3 separate regions of the Mus musculus genome follow, and regions 1 and 3 are each linked to region 2. The links are chromatin loops, found by intact Hi-C in ENCODE. Cell type or tissue: heart. All regions are shown on one strand.

Region 1 (8,000 bases), 140 kb before region 2:
CCACTCCTACAGGGGAAGATGGGTCTCCATCCAGGTGGGTGTGCTTGCTTCTTTGCTTTTAGCCCTTTGGTTTGCATAGCAAATATCGACTCTACAACCCCAGACAGCTGGGTCCTTCCTCCTCACTGTATCCTTTGCCAGTCTTCTCTCAACTCACACATTCTTCCTCTGCCCCCGCCCATCAGCACAGCTTACCTGAGTAAGAGTGCTGGGTACCAACGCTGGACTGCTCAGAGGTGCCGCCAATCGCACAGATCCCTTCCTTCTTGTTGATAGCTTTTCGGAAGGTTTTGGCAACCTCGGTGCTTTTTAAGCCATGGAAGACCTGTTAAAAACATGTTTGGTTCATTTGGTTTTGATTTTGATTTTTTTGTTTGTTTGTTTGTTTGTTTGACCAACTCTTTGTTACACAGTTTATGCTGGCCTGGTGCTTACTATGTATCCCAGGCTGGCCTTGAACTCAAAAAAAATCCTCTTGCCGGGCAGTGGTGGCGCATGCCTTTAATCCTAGCACTTGGGAGGCAGAGACAGGTGGATTTCTGAGTTCGAGGCCAGCCTGGTCTACAAAGTGAGTTCCAGGACAGCCAGGGCTATACAGAGAAACCCTGTCTCGAAAAACCAACCAACCAAACAAACAAACAAACAAAACCCCAAATCCTCTTGCCTTAGGTTCCCAAGGGCAGGGATTAAGGAGGTGGGCACTGTGGTGGTTTGAATATGTGTGGCCCCATAGATTTATGTGTTTGAATGCTTGTCCCATAGGGAGTGGCACTATTAGGATGTGTGGCCTTGGAGTAGGTGTGGTCTTGTTGGAGAAAGTGGTCACTGTAGGGGTTGGCTTTGAGGTCTCCTGTGCTCAAGCTATGCCTAGTGTGACACACAGTCTCCTTTTCCTGCCTTTAGGACAGGATGCAGAACTCTCAGCTCCTTCTACAGCACCATGCCTGCCTGGATGCTGCCATGCTTCCCACAAAGATTATAATGGTCTGAACCTCTGAAACTGTAAGCCAGCCTCAATTAAATGCTTTCCTTTGTAAGGGTGGCTGTGGTCAGCGTGTCTTTTTACAGCAATAACACCCTAACCTAGACACACACCCAGGTAGATTAAGACATTTTTAGAAACTCAAGCTGTAGTCAAGGAAACCACAAAGGTAAGAACTGTACCAACGAGCCAGGAAGGGACGGATCGCCTCTCTGGATGTTTGTTGACACTGAGTTCAAGTTTCAAGTGCATGGCCTTGAATTCAGTATCATTGCTCACCTTGATAAACTCATCAAAGCTGATCTTTCCATCTTGGTCCAGATCACCTGTGGCCATCAGGTTTTCTGTGATTTCTCTCACTCGGTACCCAGGCAGAGGCAGGCAGGCGGCCTTGAACAAGTCATTTAGCTCATTGCAGCTGATGTATCCGTTGCCATCGGTATCTGTGACACAAAGGATAGAGTGAAGCTCTAAGGTAACTCGGGTGCAGTCTTTAGAAAGGCAAAGGGATACTAGAGGATGGGTGGAGCTGGAGAAAGATGACCAGGCATGGGTCTGACCCAGATAGAGGCAGAAACCTGCCAGGAGGCCTATTGCTCTTGGATCTAGACAGTCACATCACTTCCAACACCCACAGTAAAAGACTAATTCTAATTAAGATCTTGAAATTAAGGGGATACTAACAGGATATTTAGGAACGTGTGCAGGCATGTATGTGTGCATCTTCCTGCATGTGTGTGTGTCCACACATGTGTTTGTGTGTGTGTGTCTGTGTTGTGTATGTACCCATAAGGGCATATGTACATGTAGAGGTCACAGGACAACTTTGGGTGTTGTTCCTCAGGAGCCATTTGTTTTCCAACACAGGGCTCTCCCACTGAAGCTGAAGTTCCCCAACTGGCTAGACCAACTGGCCAGTGAGCCCCAGGGACTCACCTGTCTCTGCTGCCCCGTGTGGGACACCAGGCCCAGCATTTACGTGGGTGCTGGGGATCAAACTCAGGTCCTCACGCTTGAGTGGCAACATTTTACTGACTGAGCCCTACCTGCTTCTGCAATCCTTAGGAATTCTTAGAGAAACTTAAAAAGTAAACCACAAGGGGCTTACCAATAAGGAGTGGAAGAATATCAATATAAAGGAAATCAAAGGAAAGCAGGCAGAATGTAAATAAGGGCGTGTAGGGAACGCCTATGGGAAAAGGCTGCGGGCTCACTGTTTTAACTAGGAAGGACCTGTTTTCTCCAGCGCACCTTACTGAAACCAACTCTCCCCGGCTCTAATTCCTCCGAAAGCTGCGACCCTTTGATACAGTTTATCATGTTGTAGACCCCCAGCCATAAAATTATTTTCATTGCGACCTCACAACTGTAATTTTGACACTGTTATGAATTGTAATGGAAACACCTACGATTTCTAGATGTCTTAGGTGACCCCTATGAAGTTTGACCCCCCAAAGGGGTCGCGACCCACAGGTTGAGAACAGTGGTAAACAGTGACGGGGCGTGACGATGGGGGCGGGGGAGGGGGCGTGGGGTGGGGAAGAATCAGGTCCACTCACCAACTTTGGCAAAAGCCTCTCTGAGCTCCATCATTTCTTCGTCAGACACGGATCCTCTGGCCATTTTCACTGCTTTAGGTGACAGACCTGGGAGAAGAACGTCAGAGTGAGCACTGTGCATCTAAATTCCAGTAAGCTCAGAACAAAGCCTGTCTATTAGAGGAAGCCATGTTCGCCCCCACCCTCCATGACTTTCAAAGCCTCCCAGCCTCCCACGTGGGGTCATCAAAGACAGCTGCCTGCAATCTCTCCCCTCCCCGCACCACGAGGCAGCTCCTCACGTGGTAAGCTGTGCTTATCTATATTGACTTAAGGCTTAGTAAGTGCTTATCTAAACCGACCTTAGGATTTCTGTGACAATCAGAAGGTGATGGAGGGACTGGAAATTCCCACCTCCTTTACTTTGAAATATTCATTCTTGGGCCACTCATCCTTTGTCGGCCCCCCTCCCCCTGTTCTCATAGGGAAGTGAGAAGAATTAAGGTGAAGGAGAATTAAGTACCAGCCCCTCCTGAACTCCCAGCTAAGGGATTCACCTGGCAGCTGGCTGAGAAGGCCAGGGTGAAACTTCTGACCCATTTGAACTCTAAGCCAACATTACAAGGAACAGAGAAAGAGGTGGTAATATTGCTATATTTTGGAGTAATTTACCATATAGAAACATACAATTAAAACCTTTAACTTTTACATAAGTAACTTTACAAATGCCATCATGATTATCTTTAAATTAATGCTTGGCCACGCCCGTAGATATCCTTTATAAATTCAGAGAGTTCTGTGCATAAGTTTGACCATACACAGTCAAGGATGAAGGAAGGAGGTGACCTTCTAAAAATTCAAATATGAAAATCTGAAACACATCTTAAATGTTTTCTCAGAAACGTTTGCTGAGCAACCTGCTATCCCTACGCATCACTGCTGCCCCCTTGTGGTAAGAAAGTGAATGAACCAGAAAGGCTCCTTGCTACATTGGGGATGGAGGTTCCATTCGCCAGATTTCTTGATTGTAAATGGAGTAGGGAAACAGCAGATGAGATGTGTCTAACTATAATTTTATTTTGACCATTGTAATAAACTTATATATTTTAAAATATTTCCCATTTATGGCAAGGATACTTTAAACCCATTTTCTTTTTTATGTTTCCACATTATTCTGTGGTGTTGTGTTTGTTCTCAGTAACGACTGACATCCGTGCAAAAAAAGCAAATGTTATAACAATAAACCCCATGGGTCAAACTGCACCACACTTCAAACTGCATCACACATACCCGTGAAACCTCCATCCACTCTTATCTGCCAATGGGAGTGGCACATGTCTGCCAGTGTGAGTGAAACTCTCCAGCCACATGAAATGACAATGGCTCAAACTTTTGTTATCCAATATTTTGTTAATAAAATTCATGCATGAAAATGAAAATAAACAAATGCCCAGGCCACAAGAGTAAGCAAATAAAAGTAGCAAGCCTTAGAGTGTTGCCTGAGAAGCTCAGACTACTCCCCACCCAACAGGATCTTAGCTCCCATCATCGGTGGGAACTAGAGACATGGTTGAAAGTATCTAATATAGGTGCATTTTAACTCATTTAAGAGGCCTTTTTGCTATTGAAACTTTATTTTATTATCATTGGCCTTCTATATCTAACAAGATAGTGGTATGATGGGTTCTCTGGGGGGACCCAGGACATGCTGAAGGACAAGTGTACAAACACACATGATCTCGTTCACAGAGCACAGAAATTCTGAAGAGACATGCACTAGTGATCGGACCACCACCTTCTCTCCATTCCCTCTCCTTCTCCATTCTCCTCTTATAATCAGATTTCCAAAACTCATTTGAATAGAGGCATCTTCAAGCCAAAGAACAATAAACATAGATGCAGCAAGCAGATGCAGTCAGCGAGGAGTTTCAGCAGTCAATGGATGCCTAAAATCTGTCGCACTTTGCTAGTAAGTGGCTGAAAGTTAAACTCCAGCTCTCTAAAAGCTAATGCTAAAAAGAACCATAGGCTCATAGCAAAATCCTTACCAGGCACTAAGAAGAGGGATTTGTGGGGTGCAGTAAGCACCATATTTTACTGTCCCCCGATGACTCTCAGTATAAGCTGACGGTATGCATTAGTACAATTATTTTCATTTTATAGAGAAGGACACAGAAGCTGGGAGAATCTAAGACTCACATCTCAGCAACATTCCAACTCTCATTTCACTCCCCTCTTCCCGGCTGTGCACCCAGGCTCCACTCCACCATGCCTTTCTCTCACTCTCTGCACTTGCTCATAGATCAGCAGTCGCTAATAAGCATCTTGAATACCTTAGCTAGTGGGGCATTGAATGTGAACATCATGAGCCTGTCTGGGAATTGCAGAAGAGGAAGTTTGCACTTCTGCATGTTATGCAATGGAGGCCTCTGTTATAGGAAAGTTGCTGTAACTTTACTAAGTTACTATGGCTGAGTTGGCTCATCTCACCTCAACAAGACCAACACCGCACATGCGCATTCATAGCAGGGTCTCCCTAACACACTGCGGCAATTCCTAGAGGCCACAGCAAGTCTGGTTCTACAGCTGTCAGGCAGGCCTCCTTGTTAGACATCCCACACTTGGTATATAGGTGTCCATAGGTGCTTACGTTCCACACATATTTTATGAATGCCTACTATAGGTCAGGCCCTGCTCTTTCTTCCAAGGGAAGCCTGACCTGGTTAGTAACGGAAAAGCACAGCACAAGGACTGTGGTTGAGACGAGTAAACTGGGTCGTGGAATCTAAACCTGGCCCTGGGTTTGCACACAAGAGTGTCCGATTATTGGACACTGTGAGAGACTGCTGAGAAGTTCAAGTAGAAATAGAAATGAGATTGCACTGTGTCAAAAACAGAGCTAAGAGAACTGGAGAGATGGCTCCGCAGTTAAGAACACATACTATGCTAACAGAGGAGATGTATTTGATTCCTAGCACCCACATCGGGTAGCTCGGCAACACCTGTAAGTCCAACTCCAGGGGCCCCGATGTCCTCTGGCCTCACCTGTACAAACGTGGTGTGCATAAACTCATGCAGGCACCCACATATACATAAATAAAAATATAAATAACTTTTAAAGAACAGAGCCATAGAAGCAATAGAAGAACCATCGAAGTGGGAAAAAAAAAAACCTTCAAAGGTCATGGTATAATGAAGGAGAAATGTTTTAGTATAAATACCAAATGTCTCCAAGCATGGTGGCATACCTCTTTATCCCAGCACTCAGGAGGCAGAGGCATGGGGAAATCTCTGAATTTGAGACCAACCTGAACTAGTGAGTTCCAGGACCACAGAGGGGAACCCTGTCTCAACAAAACAAAGCAAAACAAAACAAGCAAACCAACAAAAACCAAAACAACCACAAAATAAAACCAATATGTTGGTCAGGAACAAATGTCTAATATAATGTAACATACCACCTAACAATATTCTCTTTAGAGGTTTGTGGGTGGGAAGATCAACTTGGAGATGAAAATAGTGGAAATAACTTCATGTTTAAAAATCCTCAAGTCTTCATTGGTTCAATAGCTTTGAGAAAGAAAGAAAGGAAGAGAGAAAGAAAGGAAGGAAGGGAGGGAGGGAGAGAAAGATGGAGGCAGGGAGGGAGAGGAAGGGAGAGGGAGGAAAGAAGGGGGGAGAAAAGAGTACTTAAGCAGTATAAGAAATGGGCTGGTAAGAGGGTTGGAGCTGACAGCTTAAGTTGCTGTGGCCACTGTGGGCTGTGTAGGGCCCAGACTTACACAAATCATTGTGTTTCTTTTACCTTCATGCTGAGCAGGACCTAGAAAAACAGCTCCACTTTTAGAGACTGGAGCATCAGATGAAGTTTATTACAGTTTTCTGATTTATGCACGGGGTAAACTGTCATGCAACCACGTGAAATGCTTTGTGCACAAATGCTCCAAGGCCGTTCCAGTTGGTGTTCCCAATACAGAGAAGAGAAGAGAGAGGGTGAAGTTACCCCTAAAAGTCTCAGTGACTTTGACAGAGAGGAGACTCTTCAGCTAATTAGACCAAGTGCGGTGTGGAAAGGAGAGTGCTTCCCCAGCGTGGGGCAGGACATGATTAATGTTCTAACATGCACACCAGCCATGTCTAAGAAGGACATCGCTGCAGTAGTGTCTAATTTTAGATATCGTACATAGTTTATGTGTTTGCCTGAGGGGACTGTGCCCATTTTCATTCCTGCAGTTAGAAGGAGTGGACTATCTTATCACCACCTATTATCCAGGTCCTCAGGGGAAGGTGTCGCTTTGCAATACTAGCACCATATAGGCAGCAGTAAAGGCTCCTACTTGGGTATCAGGAGCCCAAAAAGAAAGAAGGCACGTGTCTTCCAGGGCACGAGGGAGTACTTTCAATTGAGCTTTACAGACTCTGTTGTGAGTATGGTTCATACTATTTATTCTTTTTGCTTCTAGGGCCTATATATATTAATCATGTGTTCTTCCACTGAGCTATATCCCCAGACCCTGCCCGTGCCTTACCTTTTGGTAAAACATTTAATTGTATTTTATTTAGTGTGGGGGAGTGTATGGCTGTGGGTGTGTTACATCGAACAAGTAGGGGTAAGAGGAAAACTCGAATGAGTCCGTTTCTCTTCTTTCAGCATGTGGGGACCCAGGGATCCAACTCCGGTCGTCAGGCTGAGTCCCAATCACCTTTACCTGCTGAGGCATCTCACCAGCTCACGTGTCCCTTTCTAATGACCACACCAACTAACAATGCTCTGCCAGGAAGCATTTCAACTAGCAGTAAGCTCAGGACCTTCCCTTATGGATCCCTACCCAAACCATTAGATCTAAGAGAACGAATCTCAAATCATTTCTCTGGGTCACTTCTGCTTTCCCGTGGGGACTTTGGCCTTTTCGATCCATCGCCATAGAATCCCAAGACAGTTGGCTAAAGAGATCGCTAGGTTTTTTTTTTTTTTCTGTTTGTTGTTTACTTAATTTTAAAACTAGCTCAATACCTCCCCAGCTGCCGAAGCCACAAAGTCTGCTCCTTCTCGACAGACAACAAGGTTTGTGAGAATGAGTTATTACCGAAGAATTTTGACTCAAATTGCCCAAGGACCAGATGCAGAAACCGCGTGTTAGGTGTTTACCACAGATCACAGTGCTGAGGGATTTGCAGAAGAACACGGCTCCTCTAAGTGAGTGTGGACTTAGGAGTGGGGATTTCTCAGGTTTCAGAACTGATTGTGAAAACAGCAGAAAGAGGGGGGCAGCGGCCTGTCCCGGTGTGGTGACGCAGGCTACTCTGGGTGCATCAGTGTTAAGGTTAGGGACAGTAGTGACCAGTTATCCACCTGCTAGAGTCCCAGGCATCTGCCACCTCGTATCACAGGATCAAGGCACACTTCTGCCTGTGCCCCACTTTCTCTGCAATCTGACTCTGTAGGTGAAGGAAAACTGGAAACTTCTGACTCTTGGTCC
Region 2 (8,000 bases):
TGGGCGTGGCTAAACCTTGATTGACAGTGGTGGGACTGGGCGTGGCTGAACCTTGATTGACAGTGTTAGGAATGGGTGTGGTTGAACCTTGATTGACAGTGGTAGAGCTCCCACCACCTCGTCAGCTCTTCAAGAGATGAGGGAGATTTTCAGAACCAAGAAGAACAGCCTGGTATGCAGAACAGATTCTGTAACGGGCACTATGACCTTTGGCCAAGGAACAGAAGGCATCCTCACAGGAAAATACTCTAGGGAACAGATAGTGGAGACTTCGCTGCCCTTCCTCCCTCAACTCTGTTTTGGGGGCTACTAATTGTCTAGACTCAATTGGAAGCCATAAGGCCAGGGAGCCATAAACCTCAGGCACAAAAGGATGGGGGTGGGGCACTGAGAAACCAACAGAAGATATCTCACACAAGCTCTAACCTCTACCACTCTTCACATCATACCAGAGACAGCAGAGTCCTCAGTTCTGTGACCTCACCTCCATCCAGAAGGTGCTCACGTCAGCGAAGAGAGTGTAGGCACGAGTCTATGGGAATATGGCCATTTAGCACCGAGGTTCCTAAGAGAGACTTTTAGTCACACAGTTTCAGTTAAAGCGGTCTTTTCTGTGGGAGTATCATCACGGCTGCCTGAATCCTGAAGGCAGCATGTGGGGGAAGAGGGCTGAACCCATCTCTTCAGTGTGCAGATTTTCACCCAATTCCCTTCTGTTCAACTTACAACGGTATCTTAAACTCTGCGTGACCCAGATTCTCTGGAGTTTTTCAAGGTGATAGTCAGAAAAACCCATGTTCCCACCTTTAGCCCAGGCTACCTCACTCCGTGCTTGGCCTTCCAAGGAGGACTTGGGGCCGGGGCGGGGGGGGGGGGTTGCGGGGATTGAGGGGAAGACAGAGGAGGGCCAAAGACCTCCTGTCCAGTCCCTCAGACACCAGCCAGAGTTCGCAGCCTCGCATCAGTCGAAACTGCTGAATGAGTCCTCCTTGATGCCCTTCCTGTACAGTGTGCTGTGTTCTCTTAGGCTTTTGCTTGTTTGTTTGTTTGTTTATTTATATTAGGTATTTTCTTCATTTACATTTCCAGTGCTATCTCCAAAGTCCCCCAGACCCCCCCCCCCACCAAATCCCCTACCTACCCACTCCCACTTCTTGGCCCTGGCGTTCCCCCGTACTGAGGCATATAAAGTTTGCATCTCTTTCCAGTGATGGCCGACTAGGCCATCTTTTGATACATATGCAGCTAGAGTCAAGAGCTCCGGGGTACTGGTTAGTTCATAATGTTGTTCCACCTATAGGGTTGCAGATCCCTTTAGTTCCTTGGGTACTTTCTCTAGCTCCTCCATTGGGGGCCCTGTGATCCATCCAATAGCTGACTGTGAGCTTCCACTTCTGTGTTTGCTAGGCCCCGGCATAGTCTCACAAGAGACAGCTATATCAGGGTCCTTTCAGCAAAATCTTGCTGGTGTATGCAATGGTGTCAGCGTTTGGAGACTGATTATGGGATGGATCCCCAGGTATGGCAGTCTCTAGATGGTCCATCCTTTCATCTCAGCTCCAAACTGCATATTTTTAACCTCTGTGCATTTCTAGAAAGAGGGAGAGCGGAGCATGCAGTTGATCTGCCATGCTTCTTCAGTGAGCAAACGGAATTTGGACTTCTCTCAAAGGAAGAATTTCTGTTTTAACGAAATTTTAGAAGTAGAGGGGACGCAGAAGGGTTTCAGACGATCAAGACCATTCCTACAGAAGGGGACGAGTGACCGCCACATTTGTTTTGTAAACTTTCTGTCTTCCTCACATCCTTCCCATCTGCTGCTATAGAATATCAGCGCCGCAAAGCCTGATGGGAGAGGACTCACTAAGCTGCAACAGGCTCCAGACCTGGTGTCCTTTTGCTTTTAGAAAAAAAGATCATCTCCAAGAAAGGTCCGGGCTCCTGGAGCTCTGTCTGTTTGTTTTAATTGTTTCTTTCTTTTTGTTTCTTTTGGGATGGGATGGCCTTAGGCGTCCCTGACCCATGATGCTCATCAGTCCTCCCCGCTCCATCTCAGGGATGCTGAGATACAGGCATGAGCGCGCCATACTCAGTTTAAAACTTAAGACAGCGTTTCTCAACCTATGGGTAATGACCCCTTGGAGACTTGAATAACTTTCACAGAGGCCACATAGCAGATATCCTACATACAAAATATTTATATTGCAATTCATAAGAGTAGCAAAATTATTATGAAGTAGCAATGAAAATAACTTAGGAATCGCTGAAGGTCCTTCATAGTGGCTTGCACAGCTACCTGCTCCTTAAGTACAAGATACATTGTTCTCTAAACATGGCCTAGACTCTGTAAGTACGAACCTGGTGAAGTAAAAGTTCAACAATCCATCCATAATCATTAGTGATTAATTGATTTGTCAATTAGTTATTGATTCATTGTTTTAAAGTCTTTTTAAACAAAAATACAGGAGAATACTCCAGGCAGAAAAGATTTCAAGGGCAGAGGTGAAACTGAAGGCAACTGGATGCTTCTCGGGAAGGAAGGGAGGGAGGGAGGGAGGGAGGGAGGGAGGGAGGGAGGGAGGGAGGAAGGAAGGAGGCAGGCAGAGAAATAAGTATGGCGAGCTGGGGCAGAGGAAGAAACTAGGACTAGGGCTGATACTGGATAAGGAGAGCAGAGCAAGTGGCCAGGAGGGATGGAGATACAGCTTCAGAAAAGATGTGGCCACTGGTGAGGACGTCACAGGGATGATTTGGGAGTGGCATGGAGACGGAGTACCATCAGGAAAGAAAATAGCAGAAGCAAGAGGGTAGAGTAAGAAGAGGGTGAGGCAGAGCTGCAGATGCAGGGTCTGGACAGGGAAGCTGCTCCCACGGCAACCATGTCGGCCAACTACAGGGCTCCCTTCCGCAGCACTCCCTATACCTCTGTCCCTGAGGTGCAGCTCTGATGCCCACTGTCCAGGTTACAAGGAGCTGTCAGCCTGAGTGGCAGCATACATAGCTTTGAGAGGAAACACAAGGCCAGCAGCTTAGATGGTAGGTAAGGGGTTATATGGTATCTCCCAGAGGCCCTCAAATGGGAAATGCACTTCCTAAACTCAAAAACGGTGGCTCACCCCTACAATGCCAGTCATCAGTAAGCCGAAACAGAAGAATCATGAAATTAAGGCTAGCCTGGGCTAAGTAGGTAAGACCTTGTTTCAAACACAGCCAACACAAAAAAGCAAACAAAAATCTAACCAACCATCAGCAACAACACGGTGGTGTGAATGTTTTCAGTGTTGAAAGAGTTGAACTTTATGCCTGTAATTTGGTATAAGGCTGAATCATGTGTGGAAACATAGAGGTGGGAGCCAAGCCCAGGGACTCCTAGAATTCATGAGAGCCACTTGAAAGTTGTAGGCCCTGGAAATCAGATGCCCGTTTGTACAAACTACAGACAGAAAGCTTCTAAAAAACTACCATAAACTGGTAGACACAGGCCTGCAATCCCAAGATTTGGAGCCTGAGTCAGGTGGGTTGCAAATTCAAAGTGAGACGTTGTTGCAAAATGCAAAACAAAACCATGCTCAACCAGGATAGTGTGACACAAACTTTTAATCCCAGCTCTTGAAAGGCAAAAGCAGGTAGCTCTCTGTGATCAGGCTTGTTCCTCTGTGGCCTGCTGAGCCCATTTTTCTGTGGCAACAAGTGTCACCAGCCACCACCCCTTCATTTCAGCTGCTTGCTAATACTAATACATTTGGTGGCTTTTCCCTCAGAAAGATCGTGCGGCCATTCCTGGAGCTGGGTTGAGAGCCATGAAGGTCAAGTCCGCATCTGACCTTGTGCATGGACCACTCAGAATCTATGTTGTCATTGCCAGAGTCTTCCTCAGCTCTAAAACTCCAGTTTACAGGAAATCAGCAAAAGGTCACTCGCTAAGCCTTGCAAAGGACATTAAATAACATTCAGGGCAAGGCCGTGTCACCAGTTCCCTCTGCTGGTCATATCTAGTATTACGGTAAACCCAAAGGGAAATTACAGAGACAAAACCACACTTGGAGGCTAAATTTGGATTGAGGATTGCTAGGGGTGGCTGCTGACATGCCGACATTGAATATTTGACCCTCAGAAGACCCCCGTGTGTAGATGGTGTTACTCTCACCAGCAAAACTGAGGCTGCTGAGGGACCAGAGACCAATGACACGTCCACAGTCACAGGTCTGAGGTCACTGAGTGAGCCTGAAGTCGGCCATGGAGAAAGCATACTTTCCAAAGGTGAAACACAGATTATCCGGCCAGTGTTTTCCAACTACAGCTCACTATCAAGAGGCTGGGGAGCTGACTCACTTGATAAAAGGACCTGAGTTCAGCCACATGAAAGCCACTGTGGTCTGTAATCCTAGCCCTGGGGAGGCAGAAAGTGAAGGATTCCAGAAGCCTGCTGGCCAGTCAGCCTAAGCAAACCCATGAGCTGTGGAATCAGTGATAGACCCTATCGCAAAATGGAAAGTGAAAAGTGATTGTGACTGCGTGACTCCTGACACTGTGTCATCCTCTGGCTTCTATGTGCACATGTGCAAACACATACACATGTACACACACACACAGACATGCACACATATGTGCAAACACATACACATGCACACACACAGACATGCACACATATGTGCAAACATATACACATGCACACACACACAGACATGCACACATGTGCAAATATATAAATATACATATATGCACACACAGAAATACCCATACATGTGTAAGCACACGCAGGTATACACATGTACACACACAAGCATATGCACGCATACACACACTAGTCCACACATACACATGCCACACACACACATACACATGTACACACATGCACATACACACATGATGTCAAGATTATGTACCAGGGAGGGGTTCTGTGATGCAAGAAGTTGGAGAGATGCTTGAGTAAACAAAAATTTACTTATGATTGCTATTCACTATGCTACTGTGAACTAAGAAAGAGTATTCAAAGAAGCAGGAGGCCATTGGTCTAAGGCTGAGACTCCTCAACCTCAATATATAAACATCCTAAATGTATTTACTAATATATAATAGTATGCTGTATATTAAATGTATATGTAATATGTTATGTACGTATGTTATATATAGTATATGTTATACGTTATAATATATATATATATATATTTATTATAACACACATATATAGTACATATATTAGTAGGTCAGCCAGTCATAAGCTGTAAGCTACAGCCAATCACAGGAATCCCATAGATGAGACCATGATAAATAAGGCAAGTGTAGAGCTAGAACCAGTCAGGTCATTTCTTTCCTTTGAGGCTGTGGCCAGCCTAGAGCTGGCTGCTCACACTGCCCAGTGGGCACTGAAGCTCTTCAGACTCTGAATCAAATAACATACTTATTTTCCTAAAATTTTTAATAGATCTCTATTCCCGAAACTTATTAGAGGTGAGCATCTCTCCAGGCCCTATTGGTTAGCATGCTAATATTTTGAGTCAGATTATTTGTCCTGGGAGCATTTAATAGCATCTCTGTCCTCCACTCACCAGACACCAGCAGCAGCCTCCATTGTTGAAACCCCTGATTTCCATCATAGAGCTCTGCTCTTCCTGAGCCAACTGACCAATGAAAGTCACAGGGGACTCACATCTTCACAGACCGACTGTGCCTCAGGAAATGGCAGCCCACTGAAGTGAAAGACTCGATCCTGAGTGATGTGAGCCGTGCTTCCAAATCAACTCTGGCCTTTGGCCTTTGACCCTGCCTCAGCTTCCTTTGCCATACTGTAGCTGGAGGCTGGAATGGATCTAGAAACAACCAGGTCCACAAAGCTTTGCTTTAGTCAATGATGGTCTTCACGAAGAGTCATCTGTACTCTTTGATTTCTGTCTGTCTCCCTCACACTTAGAACCACTCTAAAGGAAAGACGCTGGCACACACGTGGAGTTCAGAGGACAACCTGTGGGAGCCTGTTCTCTCCTTCCAGCATGTGGGCTAGAGGTCTGAATTGACTTAACTCAGGTTTCATTTGTCTTCTCAGCATTGTGCTAAAAAATATTAATACTACTGTTAGAGGGACTCCAGCTTCACTTGTGGGAAATGGTGTTTTCTTTGGTATAACCAGTTACCAATTTAGACATGGTGGTGAAGTGCTTGCTGCACTAGCATGAAGACTCAACTTCAGACCCCGGCACACACATGAGGAGTGCACAGAGGTGTGCACCTGTAATCCCACACAGAAGAGAACCGCTTGGTCTGACTGGCCGGCCAGTCTAGTTAATTCATAAGCTCCGGGTTCTGTGGCAGTGCCTCTCTTACAAAGCAAGATAGAAAGCATTTGGGAAGACACCTGATGTCAACCTCGGTCCTCTACATGCAAACACATATGTGTACATACACATCTACTACATACAGAGGCACGCATCACATGAACATATTACACACAGTCATAAACTACACACACAAACACACACAAAATAATTTGTGTTCAGTGAGAGGAGATGTGCCATAAAGAGTGTAGTTCCATTGTGTGCACAATGTATCCTAGTGTGACCAGTGTCAGAATGTGGCCCCATTGTGTGCACAATGTATCCTAGTATGACTGGTGTCAGAGTATAGTCCCATTGTGTGTGCAATAGATTCTAGCGTGACTGGTGTGAGAGGTGTGGAGCAGGGAATAGGACAGAAGAAGCCAGGGATGTCAGAGTGCTAAGCACCCGCCCCCGGTGCCCTAATTCATCTGGCTAAATCTCACCTTATCCACATCTATAGCAGCACCACCAACTAAGTGTTCAAACACTGTGCCTACAGGAATATTTCACTTTCAAACCACAACAGAAGTGATTTCCTTAGAGCCTTCAGAGGTAAGGGGGTGTGCTCTAATGTCACTGTTCTGGGGACCATAATGAGCAAGGAGAACTGGTAACTGGTGGCTACTATCAAGCCCTTCCCCAAAGGGGTCTTTAAGTGCCCAGGAAATAGTACTTGCTCAATAAACTTTGTTAGTTTCTTCTCTTTTTTTTCCATTTTTTATTAGGTATTTAGCTCATTTATATTTCCAATGCTATACCAAAAGTCCCCCATATCCACCCATTAGTTTCTTCTTAATGTTAAAATGTTCTTCGGGTGAATGGGGCCGGGGCCAGAAAATGATAATAAATGACAATGAATAGAGACAGAATGGCGGAAGGGATACTTTCTCTTTCAAAAACAAACAAACAAGCAAACAATGTGGCGGCTGAAAATTTCTCTGCCTTGGTCCAGGAATGTGGCGGCGGGGAAGTTACATGGTGAAAGACTTATCTGTAAGGTTAGTGATTCAATGTATCCCTTTTAGCCTCGCCCTGGGCCCCAGCTTCCTGTTCCGGCTCAGGAGATCATTGTAGACACATCTGCAGGCATATAGGATGTTAGTCCCCGCCCTTAGGTCTAAACCTGTCCTGTTTGACACCAATCGATCCGACACTGTCCAGGGACTGCTGCTGATGAACAAGCCCTATTCAGCTCACTGCCAGAGGGGGACAAGGCAGAGAAACCCTTTCTCACTGGCAACATCCCTTGTGAAGGCTGCTTCCTTAAAACCAACATTTGAGGACCTGTCTTAAGAAGTAATGTCTTAACTGGTTTGAAAGGGGAAATCCTGGTTCCCCTTTCTCATGCCTCTAACAGAACCACATGGTTCTTTTCTGAATGATGCTCTGACAAGCAGACTCAAACAGAAATTGGAACTCCCAGCATGCGGAGGAAACAATGGTCTCACATCCTTGAGTGTGTGAGCCGCAATCCTAGCCATCGGGGATCAATCACATAACTGAAGTGTGTGAGGTAGCACTGACTCCTTCTCAGGCCTCTCTGCCTGCCTCTAGCCTCCTCTCATTCCAAGGTCTTGTGATCCTACCCCAGCCCACTAGTTTCCTGCTGCTAACGTCTGCACATCTGTCCATGTTAGGTAGTGACCAGGCTTTTCCTGAGAGCCAGGAAGCTGAGCTCTTTGCTAT
Region 3 (8,000 bases), 220 kb before region 2:
CTAAATCCAGATGTTTTGAGGTAGGAAGATCTACCTTAAATCTAGACCACACCTTCTTGTGGCAGCTTATATAAAGGACAAAAAGGAAGTGTTTGTTCTTTGCCTGCCATATACTGAAGATCAGCTGAGACCTGCAGCCTTGTGCACTGAACGACCACTTAATTCTTGGACTTTCCATTGGACAGCCACTGTTGGACAAGCTGGACTTCAGCCTAAATACTACCCATCATTCCTCTATAGCAGTAGTTCTTGACTCAGAGATGAGTTGCATATCAGAGAGCCAGCATATCAGATATTTACACTATGATTCATAATGGTAGCAAAATTATAGTTATGAAGTATGAACAAAATAATGTTATGATTGGGTGGCCACTTTATTACAGGGTCACAGCATAGGAAGGCTGAGAAGCACTGCTCTAGTGAATCCTGATTAAACACTATTTATTCCTATAGTTGAAGTACTGATCTTCTGCCATCTCCTTTCTTGGTCTTCTAAGGGACCCCAGTTTGCCTTGCTCTACTATGTCTTTACCGCTGTCATTCCATTTAGACATCACTGCTCTCCTCCCTGACCTGCTGCAGTGCATGGCTTCACAGCTTCTCTCTGATCCTGGATGTCTAGAGCCCACTGGAATGTTACACCAATGAAGGAAGAGCTACAGATCCCAACACATAAGCCACACCAGGCTGGGCTTGTACTTTTACCAGTGACAAGCTACTTCCCATACAAACACTGCTTTTACAGATGGCATGAAGAATGACTCAAGAGTCACCTGCAGGGGCTGCAGAGGTGGCTCAGCAGTGAAAAGCCCTTGTTGCTCTTGTAGAGGACCACTGTTCAACTCCCAGCACCCACATGGTAACTCACAACCATCCATAGCTCCAGTTCCAGGGGATCCAAGACCCTCTTCTGGCCTCCTCAGGCACCAGGCACACATGTGGTGCACATACATACATCCGGACAAAACACTCATATACATAAAACAAAAATAAAATAAGCAATTCTAAAAACAAAAGAGCTCACACCTATAGGGTCATTTCCCAACTACTACTCAGCCTTCCAAACTAAGGGGGAAAGAAATACAATGAAATAAAAGATATATCCTTTTGCCTTAGAATCCTACAGGATTCTGTCCTACAATTACACTGTATTTTGGTAACAGGTCTAGATTAGAGAGAGGACTATAACATGAGGCACAAAAAGTAAAATTAAGAATGAAAGATATCCACCTAGAATGAATCTTCCTGCTTCGGCTTCTTAGATTCTGGATCAATGGTTCTGGAATGAACACCTCTGATCATTTGCTAAGGGTTGGATGAATGCCTCTCCCCCTGCAGAGACTGTCAGTAAAGCCTTGGTCCTCAGCGTGGTGGTAGCAGGAGGTGCTATGGACCTTTTAAGAGGTAAGGCATAACAGGAAATCCTTGCATCATGAGGCAAAGGGATACTTTCAAAGGAGGTTGAAAAACTAATCTGTTCATCTCTACCTCTAAGTCCACTTTGTAGTTGTGCTACACACCAAAGAACCCAAAGCAATGGATCCAACCTTGGACATAAATCTCTATAGCCATAAGTCAAAATAAGCTTTCTTTTCTTCCTATGTATCCTGTATAAAGAATTTCATTACAGTAATACAACTGATTAATATATCGTCAACCTAAGAACTTCTACTAGCAATCCACAATATGATATTATCCTCAACACTAGTAATCACACAGTTACAACTTTGCACGAATAAATGCTTTCTGTTTGCACAGAAGATAGTATAGTTTAAAATCTCATTTGTCAGAAAATAAATATATAATCTGCAATACACCAAAAAAATTCTGTTTCATATATTAAGCCATTTAACTCAAAACCATGTAATCACTGATGTTTTGAAAGCTCAAAAATTCCCATCCTAAATGCTGGGTTCACAAAGAAAGATGAATACTACAAAAGAGTAGAATTTAAATTTGATTAAAAGTCAAAAACCATTAATGAGACAGATATGAGTATTTCAAAGTGGAAGAGAACTATCAGACATAAAGAACCAGAATTGTAGATGCCAATGTCTTTCCAATCAGAGACTGTAAACCAACCACTTATTATTAAACTGACTCTTGCCTGAAGATGTTCCTCCATTTGGTATTCAAATTATTCTTTGGTTAAGGCTATCACCACCTATTTCTTCCATCTTTCTCAAATACAAGAGTTATCAAAACCAAATGACTATGCAGTTGTTTTCCTTTATCTAGTCTCCTCTGGAGTGTAATAAATATTTGGAACTTTCATCATCTCCTTTCAATTAAAAAAAAAAAGGAAGAAAATTCAAATTCAGGGACAATAATACTGAGCCTATTAAGAGAAAATACATCTCAAATATGAGAACTGCTCCCCTTCTTCAGGGAACAATATACTCTGAGTTCCATACCATCAACCTGGCTGAGAAAGGAGCATGGCAGAGGTGGCTCTTCTTGAATAAGTAATTACTTTCAAGGCCTCTTAAATTTTGTTAATAAAAAATATGCTAATTGTGAATTCCCTTATCCTAAATGTTTAAAACCAGGTATATTTTGGATTCAAATCCTGTTAAGCTAAATATATGTGTGTGTGTGTGTATATGTATAAGTAATATATACATATAATACATATATGTATCTTTAAAAAAGACCAAGATTTAAATTCAAAATTTATGCTTAATACAATATAAATTAACACTAATGACTTAATATAATGTATTGATATAAAAGTCATACTGTGCTTTAGTATTCTAAATTTATATTACAGACATTAAACTGAGGTAAGTGTCTCCAGTCTAGACATTAATCAGGCCCAATCCAGATAAGCTTCTGAGATCAGGTGTTCAGGGTGATACGGCCTGCTGAGAACAGAGAATATACTCAGAATAAAGGTTAGTGTTCACTCCAAGTCACCAGTAAACAGAAAGCAAATAAAGAAGCTGTATCCCTGGATTGAACATATCCAGGAAAACAAAAACAAAAACAAAGCAACACAAAACAACAACAAAAAACCCAAAAACCAAAACTACACTGTGTACAAACCTTATTTACATTATTTAAAATTAGCATAAAGTACTTTTATAGGATTTACATTGCACTATGTATTAGAAGTATAGAGATGATTGAAGGCATATAAAACATCGTTTTCCAGAAGGGATTTGAGTTTCTGCACATTTAGGTATCTGAGTCACCCCCTATGTGTTGGTATCAACTACATCCTACCAGATGCTCACACTGAAACTCAAGTTTCAGGGCACAACCGTTTGCACAGAAATTGTGACATTCCTACATCAGCTTGCTAAGTCTCCAGATGAAACTGTCATCTGATATAATCTAACTAAGAAGTTGGAGGTTATTTAAAAATTTATACGTCTGTGTTGCGAAATATTGTTGTTTGGATTCTAAAGCTAGTAATGTTAAGTACTACATAGCAAAACTAAGCATATAGGCAGAGCCGCATAGTGATCTGGACTAACTAAATAAACATATCACAGACTTTTAAACCCTTAAATGCCAAACTTAAAGGTCCAACCTTTTCAAATTATTTTTTTTTGAAATTCACAAACCAGGAGAGACTGTGCACGCCCATAACTGAAAGAGTTCAAATTATCTGAAGACTCCTAATAAAACGAATTAACTTAAGATACTGCCTCTCACAAGCAAGATCCTACCAATATCATCCAAGTATTTTCTTCAACTCTGAATACTTTTCCAGCCACATAAATGTCAACCTGCTTAGCAAGTGATACTGCCAGATATATCTTCTCCTTTCGTTCCAGCTTCCCGTTGCCTGGGAGTATAAAGATAAAACAGTACTCCTACACTCCCAATAGTATTTACTGCAGCCGGGAAATAAGCAAGACCAGGAACAATCAAAAGGACTCTCCTTTCTTCAATAGATCTGGAATACGTGAAGAAGGCAACTCTAAATCCAAGAAACACAACTGCTGCATCCTTTCACCACACACAAATGCGACCACCACACCACGGTATCCGAGTCCGCCTGCTTCCTGACACAGACTGCAGAATCACAACTGGAGCAACAGCCAGATCTAACACCAAGAGCCTCTGCAGAGTCAAGGGTGGGATGCTCAAACAGCGTTCAGAAACACAAGCAGCACAGAACAAGGCGAGCGAGGATGGAGGCCACAGCGCAGGACGCCCACACGAGCCGGGTCCAACGCCTCTTCCCATCCGCTCCCCGAACGCTTACCTCCTCTCCAAGCACCCTTGTAAGCGCAGTCTTCAGGACGTCCCTGACGCCTCAGCTCCGGCTGTCCCCGCGCCCGGCCCCGGGAGGACGACCAAGAGGACGTGCACGCGCGGCTCCCAGGGGCCGGCCCTCCTCAAGCGGGGCGGACGCCGGGAACAGGGAGCAGCGGAGCCGCCCGGATCTTCTCCCAGCTCTGGAGAGCTCCGGACACGAGACGAGAGACGCACAGAAGCCACTGCAGAGCAACGCTAAGACCACAACTCTGCCTGGCCGCTACACTGGCAGCATCTAAAAGCCGACGGAAGTCGCGAGTTTGCCCGACTCCTCCGCAGGCAAGGCAGCTTCCGGCCCCCAGATTAGTCGTCATCGAGTAAGCCCCGCCCCTCTCAGACCACGCCCCCTCGCGTCCGACGCGAGGGCAGTGCGGAGTGTGTTCCTGACGCCTGTTTACTAAGGTCTGGGGACACGGAGTCAGCGTGGGAGGACGGAGATTCTCAGTTGACTGAGATTCTGGTTTTCACCGTTTTCCATCGCATAAAGTGCTACTTTGTTTCGGCAGTAACCACCAGCCTGGTGCGTTTCGAAGCTGCAGATTTTGACAACCGCCCGTCCCCCGCCTGGGCCTGAAGCTGGAGCAGAAATGCACGGATTGCGTTTTCAAGAACAAGAGCAGAGACTGATTAAAATTTTAGGGTGCAAACCCTTGAGGTGCTACAGAGTGCCTTTGCTTTTCCTGCTTGGATCCAATGATCTCCGTAGATTTAGGGTAAAAGTTGCTTAGGAGGAGCTGGAGAGATGGCTCCAGCCGTTAAAAGCGGTTGCAGCTCTTTCAGAGACCAGGTTTGACTCCCATCCCCCACGTGACTGCTGACCACCTTCTGTAACCTTCAGTAACAGCGGTTCCCCATTTTCTTCTGGCCTCTGATGGGGGTCCAGCATAAACCTGGTGCTTAAACTCACACCCTCACGCCCCACCACACACACAGTACATCTTAAAACTGCTTAAGATAGCTGTTCATCATAAATCAAGGGACGGTGGGGTGGGACCAGTAGCTAACCTCTTAGAATAAAAATAATAAAAATAAAAATGTTAAAATACACAGGGGGCCATTTTCACTCTTAAGCTCAAAGTAGTGTGCTTTTTATTCTTCAACAAAACCAAGGAAACTGATTCAACTTAGAAGCTAATGCAACAGTTAAGTGTTGCTGAAATCAATAAAATAAAAATAATGAGAGCGGAGGTTAGGGCATTAAGTGTTCCTGATGACATGCCAAACTATTTTAGAGATGGCGGCCAAAGCTTCTGCACAAGTGGGTTTGATGTATCTCTCAGGCAGCAAGAATCCGTATCTGCCTGTATCTCGGAGCTCAATTGTAAACGAATATTTGATGCCCAAATCATAGATCCAATCGTCAGAACCTCCAGGAGCTAGATCTAAAAGAGACACAAAATATATTTATTTCATAGCAACAAACACTTTATTTCATTGTAGAAACGAAAATAGCTTCCTTCTGGATGTTACCTAAATTTCTTATCTGAAAGTTGTAGTCATCTAAAAGAAACCATGTTAAGAAAGAAAACACATGTTGCCCAGAACTCAACAATAATCTGATTAAGGAGTGATAACTGCCAATAACATTTTAGTACATTTTACAGTGCATGTACTTTCTGTCTTAATTTGTAACATTTCTGGAAGTAATTATTGTAACATTACCAAATGTATCATTATTGTGTTTGAATAGACATTATTTTGAGTCATTTTAAGGGATTGCATTGTAAACTATAGTTGATTCAAATAATTTTGTTGATAAATAACTTAGTTTCTTTAGAATGAGCACCATTGTCCATAAATCAATGTTTCCTACTTCAGTAGCTTTTCTAGAGTTAAAGTTCCTTGACTAAAGTGGTGTACCTTTTACAGTTACCACACTTGTCACCAAGTACTAATCAAAAGAATGGAACCTCTCTCCTCCCAGGAGAGTGTCAGCATACCCAACTGGCAGCTTCTGCACCATGGGCAAGAATCTTGCATCCTGTCAGTTTTCTGGGAAGAAGAAGAAGGAGGAGGAGGAGGAGGAGGAGGAGGAGGAGGAGGAGGAGGAGGAGGAGGAGGAGGAGGAAGAAGAAGAAGAAGAAGAAGAAGAAGAAGAAGAAGAAGAAGAAGAAGACGACGACGATGACGAGGAGGAGGAGGGAGAGGAGGAGGAGGAGGAGGAGGAGGAGGAAGAAGAAGAAGAAGAAGAAGAAGAAGAAGAAGAAGAAGAAGAAGAAGAAGAAGAAGAAGAAAGAAAGAAAGAAAAGAAGAAGCAATTGTCTTTGATTTAGATTTCTTTATCAATGGATTGCATACATTTTTATATTCATTTTTATATTTTTTCTATCAATTTTCTTGATTGCTTTTTTTTTGCTGCGGGTGGGGGGCATTCGAGACAGGGTTTCTCTGTGTAGCCCTGGCTGTCCTGGAACTCACTTTGTAGACCAGGCTGGCCTCAAACTCAGAAATCCGCCTGCCTCTGCCTCCCAAGTGCTGGGATTAAAGGCATGTGCCACCAACCACCCTGCCTAGCCTCTTGATCACTTTTCTACATGGTTAATTTCATATGCTGTTTGTAAGAACTGCATTACTGTCATGAAATCTATGTAAAGTGTGAGGTTTTTCTCACTCAAATTCTTAGCTTATGGCGGGGTTATTTGTGCTTTAATATTTGATCAGTTTGGCATTTATTTTAGTGAAAATGTATTAGTAACTCAATTCAATTTTTATTCTTAGTGGCCTGTGAGATTTTCCAGGGCTGATAATTAAATATGGTTTGAAATGCCTCCTCTATAACATACTAGGTCTCCTTATATATTTGAATATCTTCCTGTGCCTGTTATTCCCGTCCAGTGACCTGCCTCTTCTAGGCTTAGTTCCACACCATCCTAATTATCCTATGTTTATAATATGCTTGAGAGCTCAGTGGGGTCAAATGTCTCTTATTAGCCTTACTTTTAGCATTTTACAAATTCCTCTACCATATGCATGCTTCCAAATAAACTTCAAAATCATGTCAGGATTAATAAAAGTACATCAAATATACAAATCAATTTATGGAATGGTCACTATTGTTTCCCCATCACAAAGCATGTAGGCTTCCTTCAAAATTAGTTAAGTGTCACAGGACTGCATCAACTACACAAAACAATTTAGGAAAAAATTTAATAGTGTTTTCCTAGTACCCAAAACATGTAGACATCTCCTGTTATTTGACTTTAAGTATGTCTTAGGATTTTTTTTTGTAGTTGCCACATATATGTTGTGTGTCTATGTATACACATACATGCATTTAACAACTCAAGTATAGCCTGGGCTGGCCTCATACTCTCCATATAACCCAGAATGTCCCTGAACTCTTAATTCTCCTGCTTCTTGAGTGCTGGGATTATAGATGGTTTATACAGAATTTCTAATATTTTTTAAATATCTATCAATAGTGGATGTATTCAGTCATCCATAGATATTTCTAATAATTATGATCAACAAACACCTAACATTTATAGTTCCAGCTCTTATCCTATGAGTACACACACACACACCCTAGGTGAATTAGTGTGTGGAAATTGCCTATGTTAACAAGGCAGCCATGGGCCAACAACACCAAAGGTATGTGGCCCAATCTGATAGACAGCTCCAGGAAGGACTAAAGATAAAGGAAGAAGGATTGGACTTGCTGCTAATAAAGAATTTGATAATTTACAGGGGTATTGAAACAAAGCAACTGTTGTTATAGCCATGGGTCAATC

Evidence for each region. Peaks named below come from ENCODE experiments on the same cell type or tissue, not always from the same donor. Only the 100,000 strongest peaks of a DNase experiment are listed, where the experiment ranks them.
Region 1: a loop joins it to region 2, with 6 times the contacts of the local background. A loop is called at or near these places in 20 of 42 quality-filtered maps.
Region 3: it touches region 2 in a loop (4-fold over the local background); 2 of 42 quality-filtered maps call a loop at or near these places.

The regions. Positions count from the first base shown.
Region 1 is chr14:75,192,705-75,200,704 of GRCm38, reverse strand. Lcp1 (lymphocyte cytosolic protein 1) reads right to left here. Exons shown (of 17, transcript NM_008879.4): 3 at 2,542-2,628; 4 at 1,262-1,425; 5 at 196-325. The coding sequence starts at 2,605. Among named protein-coding and RNA genes, the nearest start is that of Cpb2, 46 kb to the left of the region's middle. In heart, a CTCF peak has its summit at 3,460 (motif pointing left); a DNase peak (open chromatin) is centred at 5,004.
Region 2 is chr14:75,056,709-75,064,708 of GRCm38, reverse strand. No RefSeq gene overlaps it. Among named protein-coding and RNA genes, the nearest start is that of Rubcnl, 45 kb to the right of the region's middle. In heart, a CTCF peak has its summit at 3,992 (motif pointing left); no DNase peak of the experiment used is centred here; H3K27ac peaks cover 941 bases.
Region 3 is chr14:75,280,882-75,288,881 of GRCm38, reverse strand. Cpb2 (carboxypeptidase B2 (plasma)) reads right to left here. Exons shown (of 11, transcript NM_019775.3): 11 at 5,327-5,651. The coding sequence ends at 5,467. It overlaps Zc3h13 (zinc finger CCCH type containing 13), which reads right to left and starts at 4,516. Exons shown (of 19, transcript NM_001359875.1): 1 at 4,217-4,516. Gm35679 (a long non-coding RNA gene) reads left to right here and starts at 6,702. Exons shown (of 3, transcript XR_874823.2): 1 at 6,702-8,000. In heart, no CTCF peak of the experiment used is centred here; a DNase peak (open chromatin) is centred at 4,591; H3K4me3 peaks cover 2,200 bases; H3K27ac peaks cover 1,336 bases.